2 separate regions of the Homo sapiens genome follow, and region 2 is linked to region 1. A link is an interaction called in ENCODE POLR2A ChIA-PET data of the cell type or tissue named here. Cell type or tissue: HCT116. All regions are shown on one strand. Links, peaks and the distances in the headings refer to the core of each region. The heading gives the core; the rest is flanking DNA.

The links. Peaks named below come from ENCODE experiments on the same cell type or tissue, not always from the same donor. Only the 100,000 strongest peaks of a DNase experiment are listed, where the experiment ranks them.
Region 2: POLR2A ChIA-PET joins it to region 1 with 5 read pairs; 1 of 35 experiments calls an interaction of 5 or more read pairs at or near these places.

Annotation. Positions count from the first base shown.
Region 1 is chr20:359,831-365,480 of GRCh38, reverse strand. No RefSeq gene overlaps it. Among named protein-coding and RNA genes, the nearest start is that of NRSN2, 16 kb to the right of the region's middle. RefSeq lists enhancers at 1-498, 1,962-2,256. In HCT116, for the core only: a CTCF peak has its summit at 2,800; DNase peaks (open chromatin) are centred at 390 and 2,810; H3K27ac peaks cover 2,723 bases.
Region 2 is chr20:765,569-771,218 of GRCh38, reverse strand. SLC52A3 (solute carrier family 52 member 3) reads left to right here and starts at 2,719. Exons shown (of 5, transcript NM_033409.4): 1 at 2,719-2,922; 2 at 5,394-5,650. The coding sequence starts at 5,445. RefSeq lists an enhancer at 2,045-2,544. In HCT116, for the core only: a CTCF peak has its summit at 2,317 (motif pointing right); DNase peaks (open chromatin) are centred at 2,348 and 2,608; H3K4me3 peaks cover 1,770 bases; H3K27ac peaks cover 1,788 bases.

The DNA.
Region 1 (5,650 bases), core at 331-5,330:
TCCCCCCATCTCCGCACCCCCACAGGCCACCCGAGTTCCCCGTCACCTCCTTATTAAGCCATTTTTCTCTTCCTGCCATTTAATCTTTCTTTGGCCCAGAACTTCTGGAAGGCTGGGCAAAGGTGACATCTGGCCCTTCTACTTGGCCCCACAAGACACTAGAGAAAAATGTTAGTGTCTTAGACTATCATGGCTGGTCCGGCCCTTAGTTGTGTGTCAGCATGCAGAGTGTGTGTGTGCATGCATGTGCATGTGTGCCAGCGTGCACACATTGTTGTGTATGGCAGGGATGCATGTCTCTGAGGCAGCCTGGAGTGAAGGACAAAATGCCTGGGTTCTGAAACCAGAACAGACCTGCAAGGCTTGCTGAGTCATCCAGGACAGACCTGCCAGGTTTGCTGAATCATCCTCCAGCTATGGTCCCTTTCTCCTAGTCCTCGAACCTACCAAGTTCTTCCTGCCCCAGGGCCTTTGCCCTTGCTATGCCATCTGCCTGGAACTTTTCCTGTATCTTTCCAGGCTCTTCCTTCTTCTTCAGGTCTCAGATCAAATATTTGCTCCTCAGAGAGGCCCTCCCTGATCACTCATCAAGCATCATGCCCCACCTAATCCCTGCAGTTTGTCTCTAATCCATAACTCTTCCTTATTTTATTTGTAGCACTTGTCAAGGTTTGAAATTATCCCATTTATGTATTAAATTATCTTTTTTTTTTTTTTGAGGCTGAATCTCGCTCTGTCGCCCAGGCTGGAGTGCAGTGGCTCGATCTCTGCTCACTACAACCTCCACCTTCTAGGTTCAAGTCATTCTTGTGCCTCAGCCTCCCGAGTAGCTGGGATTACAGATGCCTACCTCCACACTTGGCTAATTTTTGTATTTTTTCAGTAGAGACAGGGGTTTCACCATGTTGACCAGGCTGGTCTCAAACTCCTGACCTCAAGTGATCTGCCTGCCTCGGCTTACCAAAGTGCTGGGATTACAGGCGTGAGCCACTGTGCCCCGCCAAACTGTCTTTTGTCTGTCTCTTCTTCCCCATCAGAATGTAAGAACCTTGAGGGCAGAGATGCTGCATCTGCAGGTCTAGCACAGAGCCCAGCACCTACCAGGTGTTCAGTGAATGTTTGTCAAATGAATGAAGGAATGTAAAGTGTTCAGCACAATGCCTGACACAATAAAAAATCAAAATTGCTGGCTCTTGTTGTTATATAAATGTTAGTGACTATTATTGCTATTTATGAGGACTACATGTCACTCAGCAATTCTTAGAGCAGGTAGTTATTTGAGTCCTGTGTAATGGAGTATCATAGGAGAAACGGGGATATAAGACTCAGTGGGTACTGTTGAGGAATAGACAATATAGCTGGGAAGGCAGGAACTCAGGAAAAATAATCATGATGTGTTGAGCTGATCATGCATTGAGTTATTCTAACAAGACTGGAAGTGAGTATAATTACCCTACTTTTAGATTAGAAACTGAGGCTCAGAGAGGGTGATACGCCTAAGGTCACCCAGTGTGTCTCGAAAGCACTTAGCTCAGTGTCTGTGGAAACTCAGTGGCCAATGTGTCATCTGCACGTCTGTCTGGACCGCCCTGGGGCATCTCCAGCCCTTGCGTGTACCTGGGCACACTCCATGCACATGGACACAGGGCGGTGGGCTTTGGGTGCCTGTGCTTCTCACAACTCTGAGGCTCCTGGTGGAGAGGTCCATGCTGAGGAGCACTAGGGGTCTGAGAGGTCTTTACCCCTGGGGTACAGGGTCTGGGCTGAGGATGCCTTTGTCCTGTGACTGGAAGAAGCAGCTTTTGCGTGGGCGTCAGGCATAACATGGGGCAGGCCCAGCTGGCACACAACAGGGGCAGGGGAGGCCTGGGAGGGTGAAGAATCAGGATGCACTGTGCTCTTGAGGACACCACACCTGCATTGGCCAACACCTGGCTGTGTCGGCGCACACATGTGTACACACGGACACACACAGGCACACAAGTATACACACACATCTCTCACAGTCTCTTGCTCCCCTAGGCATGCTGACAACCCCTGCTCACACTGGCTGAGTCACTCTGCATGTCAAGGGCCCTCCCAGTTCCCCAGCCTGACTGGTGTCATTCAAGCTTTTAGCGTTGCAATGACCGGGCTGTGTCCATCCTGCTCACCAGACATCCACAGAGACCCGTCCAGGGCCAGCACAGAGTGAGCACTCAGATTTGTGTAAAAAATAAATTCACAGCTCAGCACGGTGGCTCACACCTGTAATCTCAGCACTGCAGAGGCTGAGGCAGGCAGATCGCTTGAGCCCAGGAGTTTGAGACCAGCCTGGCCGACATAGCGAAACCCCATCTCTACAGAAAATACAAAAATTAGCGGGATGTGGCGGCATGCGCCTGTAGTCCCAGCTATGCTGGGGGCTGAGGTGGGAGAATCCCTTGAGCCTGAGAGGTAGAGGTTGCAGTGAGCTGAGACTGCACTCCAGCCTGGGCAACAGAGCAAGACCCTGTCTCAAAATAAATAAATAAATAAATAAATAAATTCACTCCCTCCCCCATTCCATTCTTCACTTATTTACTTACCCCTTCCTTCCTTCACTCACTCGCTCATTCATTCATTCATTGAGTCAATGGCTCACTTACTCCCTCATTCCTGGCCTCCAGGATGGAAGCAAAGCTGCAGCCCTGCCTCCCCACAAACTCCTCCCCTCACACAGCCTATATCTGCTGAGTGCCCATCAGATGCCAAGTCCTGACAGCTCTTCCCCTGCCACACCTGGTCCATGGACCCTGCCCAGGTGCACACCCTGGTGGACATCCTGTTTATCTCCCTTCTCCCTGCCCTGACCACGTGTCCCGGGCCGGATGCTTATGAAATCCTGTCAGTTCTTCCATCACAGGGGCCCTGCTGGCCTGATGCCCAGAGCTTGGTTTTGAGCCATGTGCTCTGGGACATGGCAAGGCTGGGATTGGAAGCTCACAGCCCTGGTGACACCAAGCCAAGCTGAGACTCAGAGCAAGGCCAGGGTTGCCGGTCCCATCCATGCACATCCATGGAGCACACCTGTGAATGGACTCAACATGAGAATGTGGGCCAGACAAGGCCATGCCATGTCCAAGGTCACAGGGAATGTCAATGAGGGAATCCAGCCATAGCACATCTCTTCACTCATGGATGCATCTGCACAGTGGTGGAGGGAGACACCGTTGCCTAATATTATAGGGCCAGGGTTTGAATCTCAGCCATTTGACTTTGGGCAAGCCACTTCACTTCTCTGAGCTTTATCTTTTTTACTTTTTTTTTTTTTTTTCTTTGAGACAGAGTTTCATTCTGTCACCCAGGCTGGAGTGCAATGGCGTGATCTTGGCTCACTGCAACCTCCACCTCCTGGGTTCAAGCGATTCTCCTGCCTCAGCCTCCTGAGTAGCTGGGATTACAGGTGCATGCCACCACACTCAGCTAATTTTTGTATTATTTTTAGTAGAGACAAGGTTTTACCATGTTGGCCAGGCTGGTCTCCTGAGCTCAGGTGATCCACCTGCCTTGGCCTCCCAAAGCGCTGAGATTACAGGCGTGAGCCACAGCTCCCGGCTGCTTTATCTTTCCTTACATACAGTAGGTGCTCAGTAAATGTAGCTGCTAAAAAATTCAGTAGCAGAGTGAGTGCAAATGCAGCGTGTCAGTGTCTGCAGACCTCCTCGTCATCATTTACATGCCCGCTGATGTGCATCCAGGCATGTAATGTGCTATTCAAGAACTTGGGTGGGTCCCTCCATTTACATTTCACTGCATGTGTCTGTGAGGTCTTCAGAGCTGATTTTTTTTTTTCTCAAAATGCACATCATTCCTGGTGTGGTGTTGTGGAGGATTTTCTGAGCGCTCGTCATAGACAGGAATTGGTGTGTATCTGAATAGACATGGGTGTGCTTGCCTGTGTCTGTGTGGACCTGTGTGAGGGGTTATGAGTATGACCTCCAACCTTATCAGGTTAGTTCATTGGTAGAATCTGTGTGGTCATTTCTGCATCCGGGGCATTCTGGACCTGGATTACTTGGGTTCAAATTTCAGCTCCACTAGCTATGCCATCTCGGACAGGACGCTTAAACACTCCATACTGTTTGCTTTTCTGTGAATTGGAGATAATGGTAACCACCTTATGGTGGTATGAGGACTGCAAGACCTAATGTATGTGATGGACTGAGTACAGAGCCTGGCATGGACAAGCGCTTGTCTCTCACTGCCCCCGTGACTGCCCCGTGATAGGATATTACTTTGTTATTCTATTACAGTACTTACCCAGGTATATTGCCATTTGCTGTCCACAGGACTGTCCTTTCCACTAGACTGTGAGTCCCTATAGGACAGGACCCTGTCTGAGCCATCCATCATTATAGATTATGTGTTGCCTGCTAGTTCTGAACCTCAGACTTCTCTCTTTCATAATAACAGCTGGCATTTAGGGAGCATGTCTACGTGCCAGGTGCTGTGTTAAGTGCATTAAGCTTCATACAATCTCAAGGGATTGGTATCCTTGTTGCTCCTATTTTGGAGATGAAAAAAACTCCTGACACTCAGAACGGTTAAGAAACTCAGGTTCACACAGTGGCTTGAACACTGGCAGACAGATTCACTCTCAGCCTGCACTAGATATAAGTTGTGGGAGGAGATTGTGGGGGCAGGAATGTTGCTGAACAGAAGGAATGCCTGCCTTTCGGACTGCTCCAGCAGGCTCTCTCTCACTCCACCCCCATTAATCCCTCCCCCATCTATATGAATATCACTGTTTTTGGCCGGGTGCGGTGGCACATGCCTGTAATCCCAGCACTTTGGGAGGCCAAGGTGGGAGGATCACCTGAGGTCAGGAGTTTGAGACTAGCCTGACCAACATGGAGAAGCCCTGTGTCTACTAAAAGTACAAAATTAGCCGGGGGGCGTGGTGACACATGCCTGTAATCCCAGCTACTCGGGAGGCTGAGGCAGGAGAATCGCTCGAACCTGGGAGGCGGAGATTGCGGTGAGCCAAGATCGCGCATTGCACTCCAGCCTGGGCAATAAGAGCGAAACTCTGTCTTAGAAAAAAAAAAATCACTGTTCTGTCTCTTACCCTGGGGCATCTCAGCCCCCTGCCCTAGCACAGTGCTCCCAGGGACCAGGCAGTGGCCCCAGATCAATCCTTCTTTGGTCCAGTTGTGGGTGAGTTAGAAGGGCTTCTCTGAGCTAACCTAGTCCCCTGGGCCAGTAGGGATGGGGAGGGCATGCCAGACTCAGCACGAGGGCGGGAGCCTCCAGGGTGGTGTGGGGGTTGGGTGCTCAGACTCTTGGATAGAAGAGGGGTGGAGCAGAAGGTAGACCCCACTGGTCAGCCTCCTCTCCTTCCCAGATCTTCCCACCTCAGAGAGGAGAGGGAATGGTCCTTTCTTAGGTCCTTTTTGGGGTGTGTTAAACCAGATCCCTGTTATTCCATCTTGACCACAGTAATTTTTTTTTTTTTTTTTTTGAGACGGAGTCTCGCTCTGTGGCCCAGGCGGGAGTGCAGTGGCGCAATCTCGGCTCACTGCAAGCTCCGCCTCCCGGGTTCACGCCATTCTCCTGCCTCAGCTACTCGAGCAGCTGGAATTACAGACACATGCCACCACGCCCAGCTAATTTTTGCATTTTTAGTAGA
Region 2 (5,650 bases), core at 314-5,313, 410 kb before region 1:
TGAACTCCTGACCTCAAGTGATCTGCCAACATCAGCCTCCCAAAGTGCTGGAATTATACGAGTGAGCCACTGCACCCAGCCTCTGAGTACTTTTGTTGTACATAAAATAAGAGTGACTTAAACAACATAGAAGTTTCTTTTACAATTTAACAACAACATTAAACAAACAAACAAAACAGTTCAACACAGGCAAAACAGGGCTGGTATGGGTGCTCTCTGCCACAAAATCCCAAAGGAGCCTAGTATGCATCTAACCCCCACCACATGCCTCATAGCACAAAATCGTTGCTGGAGTTCTGGCCATCACATCTGATTCCAGACAGCCAAATGGAGGAAGAGCAGAAGGGCACACTCCCTTATTGTTAACTCTTTCCCTGTTTGCCAGAAGGAATACCCACTTGTGACTGCAGTGTTTACCCCAAGATAACTTTGCCACAAAATACCTCGCTTTTATTATTATTTTTGCCTTGCTCTAGTATATTGACTTTGGAAACAAAAGACATCACTCTATTTGTAGCATTCTGGTTTTAGTCGTGGTATTTCCATTTACAAAACAAAGTAATTCTCGATCGCTGAAAATAGCAAATCCTAGCATTCCTATGTGTGATGTTAACATTGTTCTTGAACAGTTGTTGACCAAAGATTCGTTTGATGAATCCAGTTTTTCTGAAATAGATGAGTCTGATGTTAGTTCTGGTTAGAAATAACTTCAAAAACAGTTTTTACATGTTATTTTCACATTGAAAATCAGTCAGATTTAGGGCTGGGCTTGGTGGCTCACGCCTGCAATCCCAGCACTCTGGGAGGCTGAGGCGTGGGGATCACTTGAACCCAGGAGTTCGAGACCAGCCTGGCAACATGGAGAAACCCCGTCTCTACTAAGAAATATAAAAAATTAGCCGGACATTGTGGTGCACGCCTGTAATCCCAGCTACTAAGGAGACTGAGGCACGAGAACTGCTTGAACTCGGGAGGCGGAGGTTGCTGTGAGCCGAGATCAAGCCACTGTAGTCCAGCCTGGGCTACACAGTAAGACTCTGTCTCAAAAGAAAAAAAAAAAAAACAGCAGTCAGAATCAGATTTGCTTCAGCCTCAAATAGCACGTTTACATAAAATTAAATGAGTGCTGGCAACGAGCTGCACTTTTTTTTCTAAACAGGAAACGGGCTAAGGAGACTACTCAAAGTCGCATTTGAATTCATTGGCCTGTGCTTGATGACATGGCCATGTGCAGCTACAAAGAAGGCTGGGAAATGTAGTCCTTTAGTTGAGTGGCCATTTGTCTAACAAAAACTGCGCCTTTTTTTTATTTTTTCTTTTTTAAGATGGAGTCTCGCTCTGTTGCCCAGGCTGGAGTGCAGTGGCATGATCTCGGCTCACTGCAACCTCCACCTCCCAGGTTGGAGCCGTTCTCCGGCCTCAGCCTCCTGAGTAGCTGGGATTACAGGTGTGCGCCACCATGCTGGGCTAATTTTTGTATTTTTAGTAGAGACGGGGTTTTGCCATGTTGGCCAGGCCAGTCTCGGACTCATGACCTCAAGGGATCCGCCCGCCTCATCCTCCCAAAGTGCTAGGATTACAGACGTGAGCCACCGCGCCTGGCCAATAACTACATGTTTTTGAATGCAACTGATACGTTTGCTGAAATAGTAATCTTATAATGATGGTTCATTGAGCCCTCACTATGTGGCAGGCACAGTTTTAGCACTTTAGTGCATGTTCCTAGCAACAGTTCTGATGTTGGTACTGACAGCCTATAGCTGTTTTGCAAGAGAAGACTCTGAAGCACAGGAGGTTAGGTCACTTGCTCAGCTTGTAAGGGTTGAAGCTGGGATTTGAACCCAGGCAACTGGTTCCAGATGTTACCGCAGGGGAGAGCTCCAAGATGGCCCGAGTCTAGAACAGAGAAAGAGGCCAAAGTGGGGGGCCACTTCTTCCAAAATATTCCTGAGAAGCCAGAAATGCTGAAGGTTGCTTGCCATCCCCTCCACTGCTGATTACAGTAACAAATTGTTAAACACACTGGGCAAACCAAAGTAATATATCTGCTGTCTGGCAGTGGCCAGTGAGTTAACAATTTACAAATCCTAAGCTAAGTCATTGAGAAAGGCCCTTCCACCTTCAAAATGTCAGATTCCCAAGCAGCCCCTGCCCTCAAAAAGCTTCAGTCTCAAGGTATGTGCCTGCATGCACCCACACAAGAACAACCTGAAATGAAGGGGTCATGGGCCCTGGTGAGGACGCCTGAGAAGGTGAGGCAGCCAGAGGTCTCCTGGAGGACGGAGTCTTGTAGAAAGCTTGGATGTGGACAGCAGAGGGGGCTGGTGCTCCAGGCTGGGAGGACAGCACAGGCAAAGGTGTGCCACTGCTGTCTGGGAGCTTCCCCTCCCTCCTTGGGTCCTCTTGGCACGCCTGGAGTGGGCCTCACCTGTGCTATTAGTCAAGTCAGCTTCCTAAGGGAGGGAATGGAGTCTGAGGCCCCCAGAAGGGAGGGGGCAGAGCGGGACTGCTAGGGGATCTGACTGCGTTACACCCCAGGAGTGGCTCCTCCCAGAGAGGAAAAGGAGGTGACCAGAAAGGCCACTGAGCATTGGGTTCGCTCAGTGAAGGTATGAGGAAGGAAGTCCCAGCCCTGTGAGGGAATTCCGTGTGTGGGAACCGTGGGGAGGAGCTGCCAGGATTCAGGAGTTTCCTGGGTGAGGCGTGGCCACAACGGACACTCCTGCTTTGTACTAGAAGGAAGAAGTATGGAGTTAAAGACTGCAGCGTGAACTGAGGAGTCCCGGACAGGCCGCTTGCTGCAGAGGATCCAGTCCAGATCCCAGGAGAGCCCCTCTGCCCCTTCGGACCTCGTCTCCCATCTACAAAACGTGAAGATTGGCCCAGTTAGCGTGTCTCTACAAAAAGGTGCATATACCACTGGTGAGTTCACTTGATACCTAGTAGGGGAATCTTTTCCTTTTTTAAATTTTCATAGTCATGTATTAATTCTCATGTGAATTAGACAAAAATAACGATGTCACCAAACCTGCCATTTCACGATAATGATCAGTAACCCTTAGAGGTGCTTACCCTATGCTGGGACTGTTGGAAACAGCATAAACTCACCAGCATCCTTATATCTCACAACAAACCACGGAGTTCATACTATCACTATCCCCTACTTACAGATGAGGAGATGAGGCAGAGAGAGGCAAAGCCACTTGCCCAGGGTCACCCAGATTGTAAGCAGCAGAGCCAGGGTCAAACTCAAACAGCTGGCTCCAGAGCCTCACTCCTGGCATCTCCCATATTACTGCTCAGACTAAGGATAGATAGAAGAAAGTTGTTAGTAACAGCACAGGTGGGCTGCCACTGGTAGCTGACAAAGGGGTAAACAGATGGCAGAATGGCTCTGGAGGGCTAGAGGAAGTGGTCTCCAAAGGCCACGTAGAGAGTGATATAATTTCAGGAGGAAAAAAAGCCAGATTGAAATCTTATTTCAGGTAACCATATATTTGCATCAGGTAATATGTTTACATGGTTCACAAATCAAAACTCTTATTAAAAGATATACAGAGGCAGGGCCAGGAGCGGTGGCTCATGCCTGTAATCCCAGCACTTTGGGAGGCTGAGGAGGGTGGATCACAAGATCAGGAGATTGAGACCATCCTGGCTAACACGGAGAAACCCCATCTCTAATAAAAATACAAAAAATTAGCTGGGCGTAGTGGTGGGCGCCTGTAGTCCCAGCTACTTGGGAGGCTGAGGCAGGAGAATCACTTGAACCCGGGAGGTAGAGGTTGCAGTGAGCTGAGATTGTGCCACTTCACTCCAGCCTGGTGACAGAGTAAGACTCTGTCACAAGAAAAAAAAAAAAGATATACAGAGGCATCACCAACATCCCTGCAGTCCCTGTGTGTCCTTCAAGGGTTGCTTTGTGCAAGTACAAGCAAAGAAAACATGTTTTTCCTCCTCTTCTATGACCAAAAGGCAGTACACTTTTTCCTGGTTCCATTTACCTGCCTTGATTTTGTTTCAAGATTATTATTATAGCCTGGAGACCTTTCCTTATCAGTCACCAAGATCTGCTTTCCTTATTTCTTATTCCTTTAAACAGGTATGTGGTATTCCAGCAGGTCCCTTTAATTAGCCCCCTCTCTGTTGGTAGCCACCCAGGAGAAAATTTCCCATAACTTGCTATTACCAACAAGATCGCAATCTATAATAACCTTGAACATGAGTCATTTTGTCAGGCTTTGGGACAATCTCATGGTGAGAAATGGCACCTGGAGTAGTTTTCCTATTGTGAATGAAGGTGATAATATTTTCATGTGTTTAAAGCTTATTTGTACCTTTTTCTCTGAATTGTTCATATCCTTGGCCCTCTTCTATATGGGGTCTCTTTGTTCTTGATTTTTAAAAACTCTTTATATATTAGGAATGTCACGCGCGTCCATGTGAAGAGACCATCAAACAGGCTTTGTGTGAGCAACAAGGCTGTTTATTTCACCTGGGTGCAGGCGGGCTGAGTCCGAAAAGAGAGTCAGCGAAGGGAGATAGGGGTGGGGCAGTTTTATAGGATTTGGGTAGGTAGTGGAAAATTACAGTCAAAGGGGGTTGTTCCCTGGCGGGCAGGGGTGGGGGTCACAAGGTGCTCAGTAGGGGAGCTTCTGAGCCAGGAGAAGGAATTTCACAAGGTAATATCATCAGTTAAGGCAGGAACCGGCCATTTTCACTTCTTTTGTGATTCTTCAGTTACTTCAGGCCATCTGGATGTACACGCGCAGGCTTGGGCTCAGAGGCCTGACAAGGAAGATGAGCCCTTTGTCTGTGATTTATGTGGCAAATGTTTTCCCCGTGTTTTCATTTAACTTTTGACCTTGCTGTTGGTATCTTTTGCAGAAGCTGCTTTGTTTGCTTTTGTGTGTCGGATTGAACTTTTCTTTCATGAATCACGGTTAGGAAAGGCTTCTCTTGTTTTCTGCTAATAAAAAGACAGCTTGGGCCAGGCGTGGTGGCTCACACTGTAATCCCAGCACTTTGGGAGGCCGAGGCAGGCGGATCACCTGAGGCCAGGAGTTCGAGACCAGCCTGACCAACGTGGGGAAACCCTGTTTCCACTAAAAATACAAAATTAGCTGGCATGGTGGCATGCACCTGTAATCCCAGCTATTTGGGAAACTGAGGCAGGAGAATCACTTGAGCCCAGGAGGCAGAGGGTCACTGAGCCGAGATCATCCCATTGCACTCCAGCCTGGACTAAAAGAGTGAAACTATGTCTCAAAGGAAAAAAAAAAAAGCCAGCTTGTTCACAGGAAGGGGAGTAATAAGAGAAAACTCTGGGCCCCAGGTCCCAGCATCTTGCTAGGTGGTGAAGCTGGAATTACTCACCTGGTGTCCTTCTCTGCCAGCCCCGCTGCAGGCTGATCTGAGAAAGCCTCTGGCCCAGGGCAGATACCGCCATGGCCTTCCTGATGCACCTGCTGGTCTGCGTCTTCGGAATGGGCTCCTGGGTGACCATCAATGGGCTCTGGGTAGAGCTGCCCCTGCTGGTGATGGAGCTGCCCGAGGGCTGGTACCTGCCCTCCTACCTCACGGTGGTCATCCAGCTGGCCAACATCGGGCCCCTCCTGGTCACCCTGCTCCATCACTTCCGGCCCAGCTGCCT